Linked DNA regions of Homo sapiens: region 1 is linked to region 2. The links are chromatin loops, found by intact Hi-C in ENCODE. Cell type or tissue: heart right ventricle. All regions are shown on one strand.

Region 1 (8,000 bases), 54 kb after region 2:
TCTTGAACCCTCCTCTTGGTTTCTCAGAATTTGTTTGTCTTGTTCTTTGTGATTTTGGATGAAGCATTCTTTGGGTCCTCCTGAGGACCACAGTGAGAAGTAGGGGAGACCTGTTTATAAACAGCCTTTGAAGCTCATTGTTCATTGCTCATTGCAAATTGATCAATGAAAGCACACGGGAACCCTGTCAGGTTTTGAAATAGAGTAGAAGCTGTATACATACAGCAAGCTTGATGTGGGGACCTGCAGTGTAGATTCTCCCAGAATGCAGACAAAAGTGGGTGGAATCTCCAAGGAGTGAATCAAGCCACTTGGCTAACGCTTTAGGACCTTAACACGATGCTGTTAGTCACTATTTCATTGCTTAGGTAGCAACAATATACCACATTTTATGGGAGAACCATGGTTTTAAAACATTCTGGGAATAGATCCAGCAATTCCACTTCTGAGTATATATCCAAAAAAATTGAAAGCAGAGTCACAAAGAGATCATTCTACACCTGTGTTCATAGCAGCAATATTCACAGCAGCCAAAAAGTGGAAACTACTGAGGTGCCCATCTATGGATCACCAGATAAACAAAATGTCATATATACATACAATGGAATATTATTTAACCTTAAAGAGGAAGGAAATTATGATACACACCACAACATGAATGAACCTTAAAGGAACTATGTTAACTGAGGCGAGCCACTCACAAAAAGACAAATCCAGTGTGATTCCACATGTATGAGGTATGTAGAGTTGTCAGATTCATAGAAACAGAAAATAGAATGGTGGCTGTCAAGGACTGAGGGGAGGGGTACATGGGGAGACATGCGAGAGAAGTTATATGCAGGCTCAGGTGACCTTTCCCTCTGTTGCTATAATCGTAACCCTCACCTTAATTCAACATGTTCTTATTGGTTTAGTGTTAAAAAACCTTTGTTATATGTGATACATTTTAGTCTGTGGCCTCCTCTAACACACTTCATAGGAAACAGACAAACCACTATGGAGAGAGTTCTGTGAAAACTTGAATAACAAATTTGAAAAGACTGAGGTTTACAGAGTATAAGGAGAAAAATAGATTATCTTTGCCTACAAGTTGGATATGTCCTGTTTTTAATTTTTAAATAAACTGAGGATTATACATTTTTGGTGCTAAAACTTTGAGGATGTGAATATATCACAAGATATATCCCTATATCCAGAATTGTCTATTTAAAGTTGTCATTCTGTGACTTATGATATGACTTGGGTGTTTTTAGTGTCTTTTGGAAATAATCATACTTTCTTGTAATGAGAAAATAAGGCCCAGGCCAGGTGCAGTGGCTCACACCTGTAATTGCAGCACTTTGGGAGGCCAAGGCGGAAGGATTCATGGCTCGAGGCCAGGAATTCAAGACCAGCCTGGGCAACATAGCAAGACCCTGTCTCTACAAAAAGTTTAAAAAGTAGCCAGGCATGGTAACACACACCTGTAGTCCCAGCTACTCAGGAGTATTGTTTGAACCTAGGAATTAGAGGTTGCAGTGAGCTATGATATGATGGCACCACTGCACTCCAGCCTGGGTGGCAGAGCAAGACCCTGCCTCTAAAAAGAAAAGAAAAAGAAAAGAAGGCCCCATGATCAACCTTTTCCCATTAGAAAAGCCTGAAGTCGTTTTTTAGTTTGCTTGTTTGTCTTGATTTTAAATAAGAGGATTAGAGCTCTGGAACACCTAAGAGAAACAATTACAAGACTTCAAGGATTTCTTGTATTCAGAAAGGTCCAGAGTCTTTTTAGGGGCATTGCCAAGATAAAGCCCCACCTAAGATCTCTCGGAGCCAGACTTCATTCCACAATGGTGTCCTGTTGAAACATGCTTGCGAGTCGCATGTTTTAAAAAGATAGAGTGAGGGTCCCAAGTGACTGTTTATCATAAGTATGACTAAATGTTCAAACTTTTTATACCAGACTGTGCCGTATAACATAAAAAGGGAAACTTTTAAACCTGCGTTTAACTGAAAGAGCCTTAATTGGTGGTATCTGTAGTTTCATTGCATTGCATCACTAGGGTTACTGTGAAATATTTGAGTCATATATGGTACAGAATAATTTAGATTAAAATCTTGAGCTAATTTAAGAGTATGCCTCACGATACTATAAACTGAGATAGAACAGATCATAAGCTTACGTAGAGAGTCCTTTGAAATGTCTTTGATGAAAACACTTCTTGTGATTCTGTAGGAAAGGTGTTTTTTTCTTACCTCATTTAATGTTGTAATTTATTTATTTATATAATCCTCTGGAATTGGGACTATATCTTATGATTATTTGGGACCAGAGTTCCTGACGTAGCTGAATGTACTTCACCTTTGAAATTAGGTATTGCAATAAAGGTTGGCTAAAGACTGAGAGGGGTTCCCCAGTCATGCTTATTACAGGTTCACAATGCCCAACAACCTAACTCGTGGTTGAATTACTGAAGGTCATGAGATGTTGGGCAAGATTTTGTTTTTTAAGTCGTTAACTCAGTGTTCATTGGTTCAGAATTCCAATTGTGTCTAGATATTGGAGATTTAAAAGAAAAGCCATTTGCTAAACAAAAAAAAAATTTAAGTAGCCTAATAAAATCTAAAGAATGGTCATTCTTATGTAGAACCAACTTACATCTATAGGCATCATACACATGGAATCAACGTTAGTGCAGTCATGTGGATTCATACTGCCTAACCCATGCTTTGGTATGATATTAACAAGCCCTTTTAATCTACTCTACCTTTAAACAAACAAGAACTAGACCTGTAGTATAAGTGCCAAAGTAACACAACTAAAACTGAATAATAATAATTATGGCATGTCCCAGGGTGAAAAACCATGCAGCCATTAAAAATCTCATTGTATAAAAAAAGTCATATTGCAGAATTTTATTAGTGGCAAAATGTTGATAATGAATTGTTACATGTTTTTAAAAGAGCTACAAAATAATGTGTACAGAATAATAACCACTTTTACTTAAATATACTTATACATCCAAATATAATAAAATACGTAATTTTTAAAAGACAGACTAAAAAGACACAAAAAAAGTTATATTAACAGTGAAGTTTTCTCTGTTCTCCAAGTAGTGGAATTTTTTAGTGATTTTTCTTCTTCTCTGGATTCTTAAAACATTTTATTAGTTTCTGCATTAAGCATGCATCTATACATCTTAGCAATTTTATAATTAAGAAAAACATAGTGTGTGTTATAACACAAATAAAAACGATGTGCATGTTTTTAAATTTGTATACTGCTAATTGGCTGCTAAAGTTGTTTGAACACTGCAGCATGAACCAAACAGATTTATTCTTTATACTGTTTTAAATGAGTGACACTTAACTGTATAGAGGCTAAAGATGATGAGCCAACAGGACATTACTTTAGGTTAGTCATGCTTTTTAAAATTCAGTGCTTACAAGTTGTGTGCATGTGTTTCCAATAAAGACTTATTTGCCAAAATGTTCCTTGAACATTTTGTGCTACATTTTCACACTCCTGTTTATTCATTACAACTTATTGGACCTGCAGTGCTTCTCAAGTCTTGAAGGGCTTTTCCTCCCCAATGCAGTCTTCTCCAGGGTTTTGGGAAGCTTAGAAGGTCACCCCTGCCAGTTCAGAATATTCACTCAGGGGGATCTCAGAAATGATTCTAGATCACTGCATACCCCCTCTAAGTGCTTTGTTCACACCGACCTTGTAGCAGTGGTCATGTTTTCTTTTAGTTGTTTGTGAATCAGTCTCCCCCAGAAATCAGGACACTTATCTTGGCAATAATCATCCTAATAATTACTGTTTGTCAAGTGCTTACCATATGCCAGAAACTGTACAAGCACTTGGCATACATTACTTCATTTAGCCCCCTTAATAGTAGGAAAAGTAATCGCTACTTTCTCCACTTTATAAAAGGAAAAACTAAGGCTTTGGTTTTGAACAAGCTAAAATATAAAGACAGAACTCCGAACTCTAAAGGAAGAACCAAAACCATAAACCAGTAACCAAATATACTGTTCTCGATGAGAGGATTCAGTGGTCCGGCCAATGATAAGTGTATCCTCACAGCCCCTTCCAGCTCTGAAATCCATGGTGGTACCCAGTCATTTTTCTAACCCTTGTATTAACAAAACAGCTCCATCCTCCCTTGTATACACCATTCTTATAATATTTGGGTCAGGGGAGTAGGTCACTCTTAATTTCCACACATTTCAGAGGATTATGACATCATGGCCAATGTCTTAGTTCCTACCTTCAGACACTGTCCCTGAGTATTAAATCTTGTGTATATTTGTATTGGTCCTAAAATTAGAAAAAGATCTGATATTGGTTTATATCCTGAATGATCCGCTCCTCCATACTGGTTAATAATAACAGTAATAAGCGCTGCCATTTACTGAATATTAACTATGGTGCTAAGTGCTTTACAATGATCCTATGATAAAGTGGGCTTTGTTACTGTCCCATTTTACAGACAGGGAAACTAAGCCTTAGAGAGGTTAAATGGCTTGCCTTATTTTACGTATTCATTTGTTCATTGATTTGATAAAGGAATACATTGGAGATTTGAATCGAGGTTTTCCAGACCCTAGTTTAAATCAAGACTCTGTTAATATTCTAAAACAGTTGATTAAGACTGGGCATGGTGGCTCACACCTGTAATCCCAGCACTTTGGGAGGCTGAGGCAGGAGAATAGCTTGAGCCCAAGAGTTTGAGACCAGCCTGGGCAACATAGTGAGATCGCATCTCTGCAAAAACTAAAAACATTAGCCTAGCATGGTGGCATGCACCTGTGGTCCCAGCTACTTGGGAGGCTGAGGCAGGAGGATCTCTTGAGCCAAGGAAGTCAAGTCTGCAGGGAGCCGTGATCACAGCACTGCACTCCAGCCTGGGCAACAGAGCAAGATCCTGTTTAAAAAAAAACAAACAGTTAATCAGCACTCTCTTGCTAGTATGACTTTGGGCTAATTAGTAGCCTACATCTGTGTATCAGTTTCTTGACCTGTAAAATGGTGTAATGATATTATTTACCTAAATGTTGTGGTGTGGATTAAATTATTTACTAAGTGGACAATGCTTAGAATAGTGCTTGATATATAGTGAGTGTTTAGTACTAGGTGCTATAAAATAATAATCACCATTAATAACAATATTATTATTCACTGGATTTTAATTGTTGAAATGGCACATTAAACAATAGAGAAGCAAAAAGTGTCCCCTCACGACCTCCTCCTTCCTCTCCCCAGCATGAGCCACTGAAACCAGTTTGGCAGATATCCTTCCAGAATGTTTCCTATTCCATCAAAAACTATTTTAAAATTGTCCTTTCATTAATAAAATACAGGTTGAGAGTGAAATTTTTTGCAGTGTTCTTGAAAGTGTGGGAGTGGAAAGGCAGGAAGGGAGACAATTCACTCATTCAGCCAATACCTGTCAAATGCCTGCCGCATGCCAAGCAGCCACAAAATGCTAAGGATTCGGCGTCCAGCATAGCAAATGCTCAACTTCCGTTTTGAGTGTTTACTGATTTTCTTTTTTTAATTTTATTAGGATATGATGTTTCAGCTTCTCCGAGGTCTGGACTTTCTTCATTCACACCGAGTAGTGCATCGCGATCTAAAACCACAGAACATTCTGGTGACCAGCAGCGGACAAATAAAACTCGCTGACTTCGGCCTTGCCCGCATCTATAGTTTCCAGATGGCTCTAACCTCAGTGGTGAGTGAGAGAGTGCTGTCCTTTTATTAAACTTATTTTTCCTATTTTGAATGACAGTCTGTCCCTCTTCCATGTCTCTAATGTTAGTACTGCCCATGACTAGTTGGTGGATAGAATGTCTTTGCCCATTTTTATATGGCAGTGGGTAGGCAGAAAGCATTCTGCTTACAGCTACAGTCACATCCAGCCTGGGCTTGTTGTGGACAGGATCCATTGCAGAAATAGCCTGTTGCATCTTAGCCACTGGACAGGAATCAGTTACAAGTTTCCAAATGCTTTCTGCCATAACCACTGTTTTCAGAGCTGTATGTACAATGCCTAGGGAACACACAGCTCAAGGTCAGGGAAGAAAGAGCACGAGCAACGTTGACCTGTCTGCAGCATCATGGTTTTGAGAAACAGAGTGCCTACACAGGTTTGTTAATGCACTCATCTGAAGCTATGGTGCCAGCTGTAAAGAAGAAATCAAATTCACAGTGAACTTGGATGATGCATGAACGTAGAGCACCGCCATGCCAGGTGAAGGCTCATATAACCCTGAATAGAAAGAGCGAACCCAACGGCCCTGTTTTGGCAAAAAATAACAGTTATGATACCCTGTTTCTTTTTGCCATTCAGCTGCAAAACCATAATAGCTATTGACATTGGTTAGCTTCTATTTCTCCATATAGTTCATTATTTCTCAGATGGATTTTTGTGAAATTCTGCACCCCAAATACAAAAAGAGCAGCCTGGAAATAGGTATTAATACCCTTCTCTTTGAAAGACCTGTTTTGCATACAGTAAATTCATGCCTTACGTACAGTAAATTAAATAAATAATATATAGCAAATTAAGTCTTAAGAAAAAGAATTTTAAAAAAGAAAATATCTTTGTATATTCAAAGAAATAAAAAAAAATAATCCGTATTGTCCATCTTTAGCCTCAAAGTGGTTCTCACATCAGGGACAGCATGGCCCTGTTGTTAAGTAATGATTGGCAACATCTTTGGTCATTCTGCACAGCAAAAAATTGTTTCCCTAAATTTCAGTAATACTACAGCTGATAAGTAGAAATTCAAGAGAGGAGTTAGAAATTCTCTGAGACAGATAACTTGCCTTAGGAAAAAATCCAATTTATAAAAGTGTTCCCCACCCCCTGCCCCCAGTCAAAATAGGGGTGCTACCACCTAGACACGTAAGACCAGTTACTTTCCAAACATTATAGACTTTTCCTAGGGCATCAGAACTTTTGATGCAGAGGATTCCTTGGAAAATGTTGCCATTGTTAGAAGATAAATCCTACTCATTTCCTCTTTGCCCAGCATACACCATTGCTTTAGAGGAGAAATGGCACGAGTTGATGTTTAAAAGATAGGCCTCAGCTTTGAGCACGGTCAAGCAAGCCCTTGTATTCTTATGTAATCACACCAGAAAGGGCTGAGTCTGTGTATTTCCCCAGTGGGAAGGGTGAGGTAGGCTTTGAGTTTCCCTAGGAAGTTGTTGCGCATGTTGTTTTGGGGCCCTGGGGAGAAGCTTGAATAGGCTTTGTGATCCAGAGAGTCATCAGGGGAGTAGATGGAAGGAACTTGTCTCCTTGGGTACGTTAATTGAAGGAAGGATAAGCTGTAACTGAGATGGACGCTTTTATTTTAATCCCCCCAAATGGGCACTAATAACCATAAATAAAAACAGGAAACCCAGTTGGTTTGTGTTTGATTTTTTTTTTTTTTTTTTGCTTATTAAATTTGAGCTTGTGCGTAACATCAATTAACATTCCATTCTTGCTGAAAGTTGATATGTTCAAACAGGAAAATGTAGACAAATTATTTCATAGAGGAAAAGGAGAAAGGCAGTCATAAATACACAATTTTTCAGTATCTAGTTTATACTGCATGCTTTATATTTCCTATAGTGACATAAGTAAAACATGTTAGCAGCTGAGAAGGATTCTAAAACAAAAATCAGACTTTATTGGAAAGAGTGACGGTTGGAATTTAATGGTAATAATAAAGGGTATGTTCCTACAGGGTACTGCATTTTAAAATTTCCCCACTCTTTTGTATTTTTCTATTTAAAGGAAATACCCATTTAATATAGTAATGCGTCGATTTATATACACATGGTGACATAAAAACTTGGAATCATAGTTTTTTAGACTGAACTGGTATGTATTTTTAGTGTCTCTTGAAGAGAAAAAGACTACACTCCTCTTCCTGGAAATACACATTTTTTAGTGGGTTATGTCATACAGGAACTGAGAATCAACTTAATTTGTGGAATGTTAAAGGAATTACAAGTT
Region 2 (8,000 bases):
ATTTCAAAGCCCATCTCCACTACTTACTGTCTTTGTACTTTAGGCAAAGTATTAAACCTCTCTACCACTGTTGCTGTCCATTTTTTGTTTTTAAACAGCTTTATTGAGATGTAATTTACATACCATAAAATGCACCTGTGTAAGACTTCAGGTCAGTATACTTACTGAGTTGCACAGCTATCACCATGATCTAAATTTAGGAAATTTTCATCACTCCAAGAAGAAACCCAGTACACATTATCAGTCCCCATTCCTCCACACTCTCCCACTGCTCATTGTCCCAGGCAACCACAAATCCACTTTCGATTTCTATAGATCTACCTGCTCTGAATATTTCATATAAATGAAATAATGGAATACATAGTCTTTTGTGACTGGCTTCTTTCTCTTAGCATAATCCCTTTAAGGTTTATCCATGTCATAGCATGTATTTGTTCTTCATTTCTTTCTATTACTAAATAGTATTCCATTGTATGGATATACCACACCTTGTTTATGCATTCATCAGTTGATGGACATTTGGGTTATTTACAGTTTTGGGCTATCACGAATGATGCCGCAGTGAATATTTGTTTACCTTCACTGCGTCATCATTCAGTGAACATTTGTGTCTATTTCTTCGTCTCTAAAATGAGTACCATCTCATACAGTTGTTAAGATTTTTTAATTAACTAGTAAATGCAATATTTTAGTGTTTGAGTCTTCGTTTAACAGCAGTTACAAAATCTGGCTTACTCAGAATGCCACGCTTTCCTAATGACATCTTGAAGTATCCTCACTTTTACTTTATTTTACTTTGACTTTTCCCTAAGTTATAATTTAGAAAAATTTCATTTATTCAATAAATATTTATTGAACACCTATGTATCAGACATGGCTGTGGGTGCCACTGAGAATTGAAAGAAAAGAATAAGCAAAACGCAAAGAGGCACCACTAGTTTAAGGCTATCTTTAGTTTGCTACTCTGTCATCTCTGACCTGCCAGTAGGGCTTGCGACTTGAGTTCCCCTCACCCCATCCTCTCACCAAAAGCCACAGGTTTTGGGGTCTCTCAGTCCATTCACTCTTGTTAGGCCCTTATTTTGTCCATCATATTTATGTTTTTGGAGTGGCTGATTGAAGGTAACTGTTAAGGAAAGACTAAAAGTTCATCATGTCTAGGTGGAGACCTCAAGAGGTAAACAGTGCCCTGTTCCTGATCTATAGCTGAGGTTGGTGAATTGTTCTTTATACTAATCTAGACCTAATAGTTCCTAATTTTCTCCATTGGCAGGTCGCTTCTTTTTGTAGAGTTGGCTGTGTTCTCTTTGAACTTCCAAATCTATTTTGTATTGGAACTGGACTCACCAAAATTATCAACTGATTATTGTTTAGCTGCCTACAGAAAACAGCTATTGTTTAGCTGTTATCTTTCTCTTGTCTTTGGGGAGATAATGATCCACATGGTTAGTGACTTGGAGTTCACTTAATTCCAAGTAGGATTTTGCCCCTGCTACCATTCTCTTCCCTGCAAGACAACAAATCGCATTTTATGATATGCCTTCTTTGTGGCAGCTCTAAAGCTTTTTTTTTTCCCATAATAGCATGTAGTTAGCATAACAGAGTGATGCTACAGCCTTACTCTTTTCTCTGCCTTTCATTCAGATAAAATGCATTAGCAGTTTGAATAATTGTGTTTGATGACGTAGAAGTGCCTGTAGTGCTTGCTGTATGTAGGACTATGGAAGAAGCTGAATTCTATTATTTAATGTCCAGTTCAGGAATTGATCTGGAATGAGGAGAGGGGTACATAGGCATCCCATATACCCATTAAGCCATCCTAAATAGCTTGTTTCAGGCCCAGCTAGTAGTACATCAGTTCTGTTGCTGATCGTGTGGTAGGAATGTGTTTCCATATACATAGTTTTACTGTTTGCTCTATTTTCAAAATTTACTATAGTGCAAGAGTCACATCTTGTAAACTTGCCCAGTTTAGGGGATTCCCATTCCACATGTAAAACATTTTTTGGTTAACAGATTCAGAAGATATTAACTCCTAGAGCCACAGTGCCAGGTCTATATAGATAGAAGCTGAAACTAGATTAATAGCAACTCTAAAGTTGGAAAGAAGATAAACAATGAAACTTTCTTATGAATACTCTCTTAAAGGCTGTAGGAATAAAATGATTTAGTAAATAAGCAATGTTGATTTTGCCTTCCCTTGTCAGATAATAGCAGCCATAAACTTAACAGTTTAAATACAAAGGATTTCTGTGCTTTAGAGTTGGTTTGACATCCCTGTCCTTTTCCACTTTTCAGCAACAGCTAGTGGGAAAGGGGTTGTTTAATTGAAGGCTTCAGGAGAACACACCTTGCACACTGGATTCAACCTTTAAATTAATTGAACCCTGTATCTTTGTATTATTTTTAAGTTCTTTTTTCTCCTTGCTTCCTCTTACCATTGAGTTCTTTTCTACTCTATGTTTTACATTCCTGTTTGTGATAAACTTGTCCATCTGTCTTCTTCCTTCTGTGCTTTCCTCCATCCAGTGTCTCTATGGTCAGATCAGGAACCTCAAGTAGGGTCTGAGAGGAAGCTGCCTGGCTCCTTGGGAAGGATGGATTGATCTGGTTCTCTGCTGTCGGCTACTTTTGCCCAGTGGACATGCGAATGGAGGAGCCATTTAAGGTGAATAGATTCCCAGCCAAGTCAGAGAACTGGGACAGTCACTTTGAGGACACTGCTACTTCTTTTGTGCTTGAGCTTCACTCATTGTGTCTACTCTGTAAGACGTATTTGAGGCCAGATATTGACATTTTTAAGTCATTTAATCATTTCAAAATATTTATAGATGTCTTAGGACAATTTTTTGTTGCAAGTAATAAAAACCCAACTCAAGCTGGATAAGCAAAACACTGACTTTAGTGACTCACATAATTAATAAATCCAGGGGTAGATCAAACACACTGGGCCCAGGTGTGGAAATAATGTCTTCCGGAATCTCTTGCCCACTGTCCCTTGTTCTGGCCCTCTTCTGCATCCCATAGTAGGTTCACTAAAATGGTGGCAAAGACAGCCATCAGTAGCTGCAGGCTGAGACTTTGCCAGTTTCATAATCCCAGTGTAGAGTTTTACTCTCCCAGAAGTCCTAGCAAAATTTCTGAGACTGATTATTATGCTCCTGTCCACCTCTGAATCATTCATCATCACTCAATCCAGGGTTGTTCACATGCCATCCGTGGGCCCCTGCTGTTAAAACCAGATTGCCAGATTCTAGGACAGGAGTAGTTCCTCAACAGAAAATAAGGGTGTGGCTTCCAGGAGAGGTAAATGGATGGAAAGGCAGAGACCATCTGTGGTTTACTTAATAGGATGTAGAATAAATTTACTTGATGTGATATATAAAGTTGTACATAGTGTTTATAGAATTTATTTGGTACTAATACATAGCCATACATCATTACCTGCATTTTTACTTGTAAGTCTTCTTTCCCACAACTAGATAGTAAAGCTTTTAAAAACAATATCTGTCATATCTATTGGAAACTCTAAAACTGAGTATAGTGCCTGCACATGGTAGGTGCTGGTAAATGTTTATGGGTGCTGCTGAAATCGCAATTTGCTTCTAGCAGCATGCACATTATTGTTGGTGGCAAATACTCCTGGAGCTATACCATTTGGTGCTGGTTGAGAATAAGTGCACACAGAGTCCATATTTAATGAGCAAAAAAGAGAATACAGTGGCCCATATCCGTAGTGTAGGGCTAGTGAGATGTGTGAACATAAATTTGGTGCATACAAGACATAGTCACAGAATATGCTTCATGCACTTAAGAGGAGGAGATTAGATATTTTTAAAAATTCTTCTCGATTCCAAATACTGGCTCTAGTTCAAGCAGAATTTTGTTGTGGCCCTTAGGTAGCTGTGCCAGACATCTCTCAGCTCTTGAACTATTTGATGTCCAAACATTGAAGAGAATGGGGGAAAAAAAAGTGACCGGAAAAAAATCCTCATAGAACTTCCTGTGAATGGGTCAAAGTTTAATCACAGCAAATAAGACAGATTTCCCTTTTATTGTAACCACAATAGAAAGGCAGGGCTTGTGTTTACAAAGCATGTTGTTTGGGAGACCTTTGTAAATTGTAATCTTTGGAAATCCCAAACCTATTGGATGTAATCCCATCCATTAGATGAAGGCAACTTGCCTATGCAATAGTTCCAGAAGAGCAAGTTAAATTGAGAACATGAACAGGAAGTAGTCATTAAGAATTACAATGGGTAGGATGCAGAGTTAATTCAGAGAGATATTTTGTTATTAGATAATTACATCACTAGGACAGCTGGAAAACTGAGTGCTGTGCTGGACTGCAAGCCTTGTTCTCTGCCCTGCAGCTGGCGGGTCAGGACAATAGAGACAGCAAGAGAACTTACTTTGTGGGAGAGTTAGGGGCTTGGCCAACTTAATTGTGAAATGATAACGACCTATCTGCCTTTTTTGGATTGCATTTTGCACAGCTAAACTGAAGGCATAGCCTTAGTTAATGCCAATAACCAGTTTGCACTTTGACTTTTTGAACATTCACTTGGATCACATTATGCTAAGCTCTAATGGATAAATATTTAATGGTAATTTTCCTTTCCTTTAAAAGTCATCTGAGATATTTTGTTCATATTCAATACATTGTGATTACATTTTTCTTATGGAACTGCTGTCATGTAATTCTTGAAATGGTATTTTTGTCAGGTTACAGATTAGCAAAAATTTTTAAAAAAAGGTTTTAGAAAGTCTTAAAATATTGGTCAATATAAGGAATCATGCAGTTGTAGCTATTTTCCAGTTTTTTGGGGTTTTTTTGGTTTTTTTTGTTGTTGTTGTTGTTTTTTGTTTTTTTGTTTTTTTTTTTTTTTTGAGATGGAGTCTCGCTCATTGCCCAGGCTGGATGGAGTGCAGTGGCACGGTCTCGGCTCACTGCAAGCTCTGCCTCTCAGGTTCACGCCATTCTCCTGCCTCAGCCTCCCAAGTAGCTGGGACTACAGGCGCCTGCCACCACGCCCGGCTAATTTTTTTGTATTTTTAATAGAGATGGGGTTTCACCGTGTTAGCCAGGTTGGTCTCGATCTCCTGACCTCGTGAGCCGCCCTCCTCGGGCTCCCAAAGTGCTAGGATTACAGGTGTGAGCCACCGCGCCCAGCCTATTTTCCAGTTTTTACATTCAAGTGTTCAGACCTGTCTGGCTCTTTTGTTTTGCAAGTGTAAGGGTTCTAGGTAGCCTAGCCCCATTCCTTATTGATTTATATAAATACATTACAGATTGTTTACCTCTAGCCAAATACCAGGGATTTTAATTCATGCTTAGCTCAGTTGTTGTATATGAAACTCATTTGTTATATTAAAGTTTCTGGCCGGGCACAGTGGCTCACGCCTGTAATCCCAGCACTTTGGGAGGCCAAGGCAGGTGGATCACTTGAGGTCAGGAGTTCGAGGCCAGCCTGGCCAACATGGTGAAACCCATCCTTACTAAAAATACAAAAATTAGCCAGGCATGATGGTGCATGCCTGTAGTCCCAGCTACTCGGGAGGCTGAGGCAGGAGAATCACTTGAACCCAGGAGGTTGCAGTGAGCCAAGATTGCACCACTGCACTCCAGCCTGGACAACAGAGTGAGACTCCATCTTAAAAGAAAAATAAGAATAAAAATAAAGTTTCTGTTTTCTCTTTATTGCCCACCAAAGTGACTATTATTTGATTTGGGGCAATTCCAGAGGGAGTCATTGTAGACAAAAAAAAGCATCATAAATATTATAGTCTAGCATTTCTAAGATTAATGTTTACAACCATTGATTCAAAATGCATTTCCTACCCATTGTGACTAATATAACTGTTAATTTTTAGTACAATGTTTACTAACCATTAATCAGACATAATTTAAGTCAGACAAAATTTCATAGTTTTGGGAAGAGCAATATTTCCCCAGATGTCTTCCATGGAGTACTAGGTCTGTAGGATGTGGATGGCTAGCCAGCACTGGAGCCAAAAAAGAGAGTATCCTACAGGCACCCTTAGGACTCTGATGTCCCTTGATGCCCTTTGTGAATGTCTGAGAAGTCTCTAATATGCTCCATTTCCTGAATGAAGTTAATAATAATGGCACCTTAAAAATTAAAAAGGATTATTTCCTTGAACCTGGAGGAGTCACTTCTACCTAATACCATTTTTTAAGAATATGCAAGTATATACATTAAAATTTATGTGAAAATGTTCTGCTCTATGGACTATTACACATCTCTTTAAAATTCCATGTTTTAAAAACTACCGATTGAAATGAGTCCTTTTTTCTCCAAGGTTTATCATTTAGGACAATTAGTAGTGGCTTCAGTGAGCTCACCTTTCGTATCTTGAGCATCCATTGAAACTGAGGCCTGGAGTCCAGTTGCTGCAGGTGGCATCAGTGAGTCTTAATATTTTGAAGAGAGCAGTATAACTCTGAGGAAAGCAACTTGGGTGGGTTAGATGTTATTTTTAAATTGTGTCATGCAAAGAGTGCTTGAAAACGGTTTCAGTGAGATGAAGCAACAGGGCATACTGCCAGGGTTGTTAGGTAACTTCTAAGACAACGGTCCAGGGGGCAGATGACTTTTTGTTTCAGCAGTATTTTAGGATCACTTTATTCTCCAGTTATGCCCCCGTCAGAATTTTTTCTCTTTTGGAAATTACTATAATATCTTATATATATATATATATATATATGATAAACTATAAATGCAGTAAGAACTGGAGTTACTAAAATTACTATTGATTCCAGGTAGTGGTAAGCAATGTAATTTTTTCACTAAATATATTAATTATAATGGGAAATATTTTTAAAGTAATGTTTCAGAAACACAACTGAAATGGTCATAGTATGAAACAGCTCTGTGTTTGTATTTGACTTTAGGGACATGCCATTTTTGGTTCACTGCTCTTTTATTTTATTACAAAAATACAAGCAACAGATATAAAGAAAGTTGGGGATTGTGGAACTCCATTTTCTTTTTCAATAGGAAGAAAAGAGTGAAGTTGTCCAAGTATGTGGATTTAATAGCAATAAGCTGGCTTAAAAAAGCCTGTGAATAGTTGTAGTTATCTTGAATTATCAAGGCAAAAGAACTGTTTTGATAAATTTTCCACATATTAAATCCATGCATGATAGCAATCATATTTTTAGAGTGTGAGACTTAATATGATTTATGGTACTATCTTTAATAAATCTGTTAAGAGTTTTTACTTTATTGGAATAATTTTCCAGAATAAGTAACATTAGGGGAAAATATTAAGTTTAGGAATGGATATTAAAACTTAAAAACCAGAATGTTTAGAAGTAGATAAATGTGAGGAAAAAATTTTCAATGGATTCTGGTTAATTTTAATGGAGTTGTATAATTCACCCCAAACTGCCCATAATTAAAAAGAAGCTTGGATCTGGCTATGAAGCATGTGTAGTTGTTGGTGTTCTGTTTTTTGACCTGCCAGATTTAACCTAATTACAGTGGTGGGGTTTTTTTGTTAAGTGTTTTTTGTTTTTGGTTTTGGTTTTTTTTTTTCGTTTCCTTTAAAATTTAGTATAGATTCACAGAGAAGTCCAAATGTGGGGTCCATAAAGCCCAGAAATGCAGAAGGATGACATGGTGAACCAGCAAGGCATTAAAAGTTTAACAGAGGTCCTAGGAATACAACCCAAAAGGGATGTGAAGGACCTCTTTAAGGAGAACCACAAACCAGTGCTCAAGGAAATAAGAGAGGACATAAACAAATGGAAAAACATTCCATGCTCATGGACACAAAGAATCAATATTGTGAAAATCGCCATACTGCCTAAAGTAATTTATATATTCAATGCTATCCCCATCCAGCTACCATTGACTTTCTTCACAGAATTAGAAAAAACTACTTTAAATTTCATATGGAACCAAAAAAGAGTCTGTATAGCCAAGACAATCCTAAGCAAAAAGAACAAAGCTGGAGGCATCATGCTACCTGAC

What was found. A loop is a pair of places that touch in the nucleus more often than their neighbours do. Peaks named below come from ENCODE experiments on the same cell type or tissue, not always from the same donor. Only the 100,000 strongest peaks of a DNase experiment are listed, where the experiment ranks them.
Region 1: it touches region 2 in a loop (4-fold over the local background); 11 of 110 quality-filtered maps call a loop at or near these places.

The regions. Positions count from the first base shown.
Region 1 is chr7:92,723,346-92,731,345 of GRCh38, reverse strand. CDK6 (cyclin dependent kinase 6) reads left to right here. Exons shown (of 8, transcript NM_001145306.2): 4 at 5,553-5,720. Among named protein-coding and RNA genes, the nearest start is that of CDK6-AS1, 110 kb to the left of the region's middle. RefSeq lists an enhancer at 6,911-7,467. In heart right ventricle, no CTCF peak of the experiment used is centred here; a DNase peak (open chromatin) is centred at 7,186; H3K27ac peaks cover 3,527 bases.
Region 2 is chr7:92,777,654-92,785,653 of GRCh38, reverse strand. The region is part of intron 2 of CDK6 (cyclin dependent kinase 6); the gene reads left to right. Among named protein-coding and RNA genes, the nearest start is that of CDK6-AS1, 55 kb to the left of the region's middle. RefSeq lists a silencer at 2,693-2,893. In heart right ventricle, no CTCF peak of the experiment used is centred here; a DNase peak (open chromatin) is centred at 4,373; H3K27ac peaks cover 2,694 bases.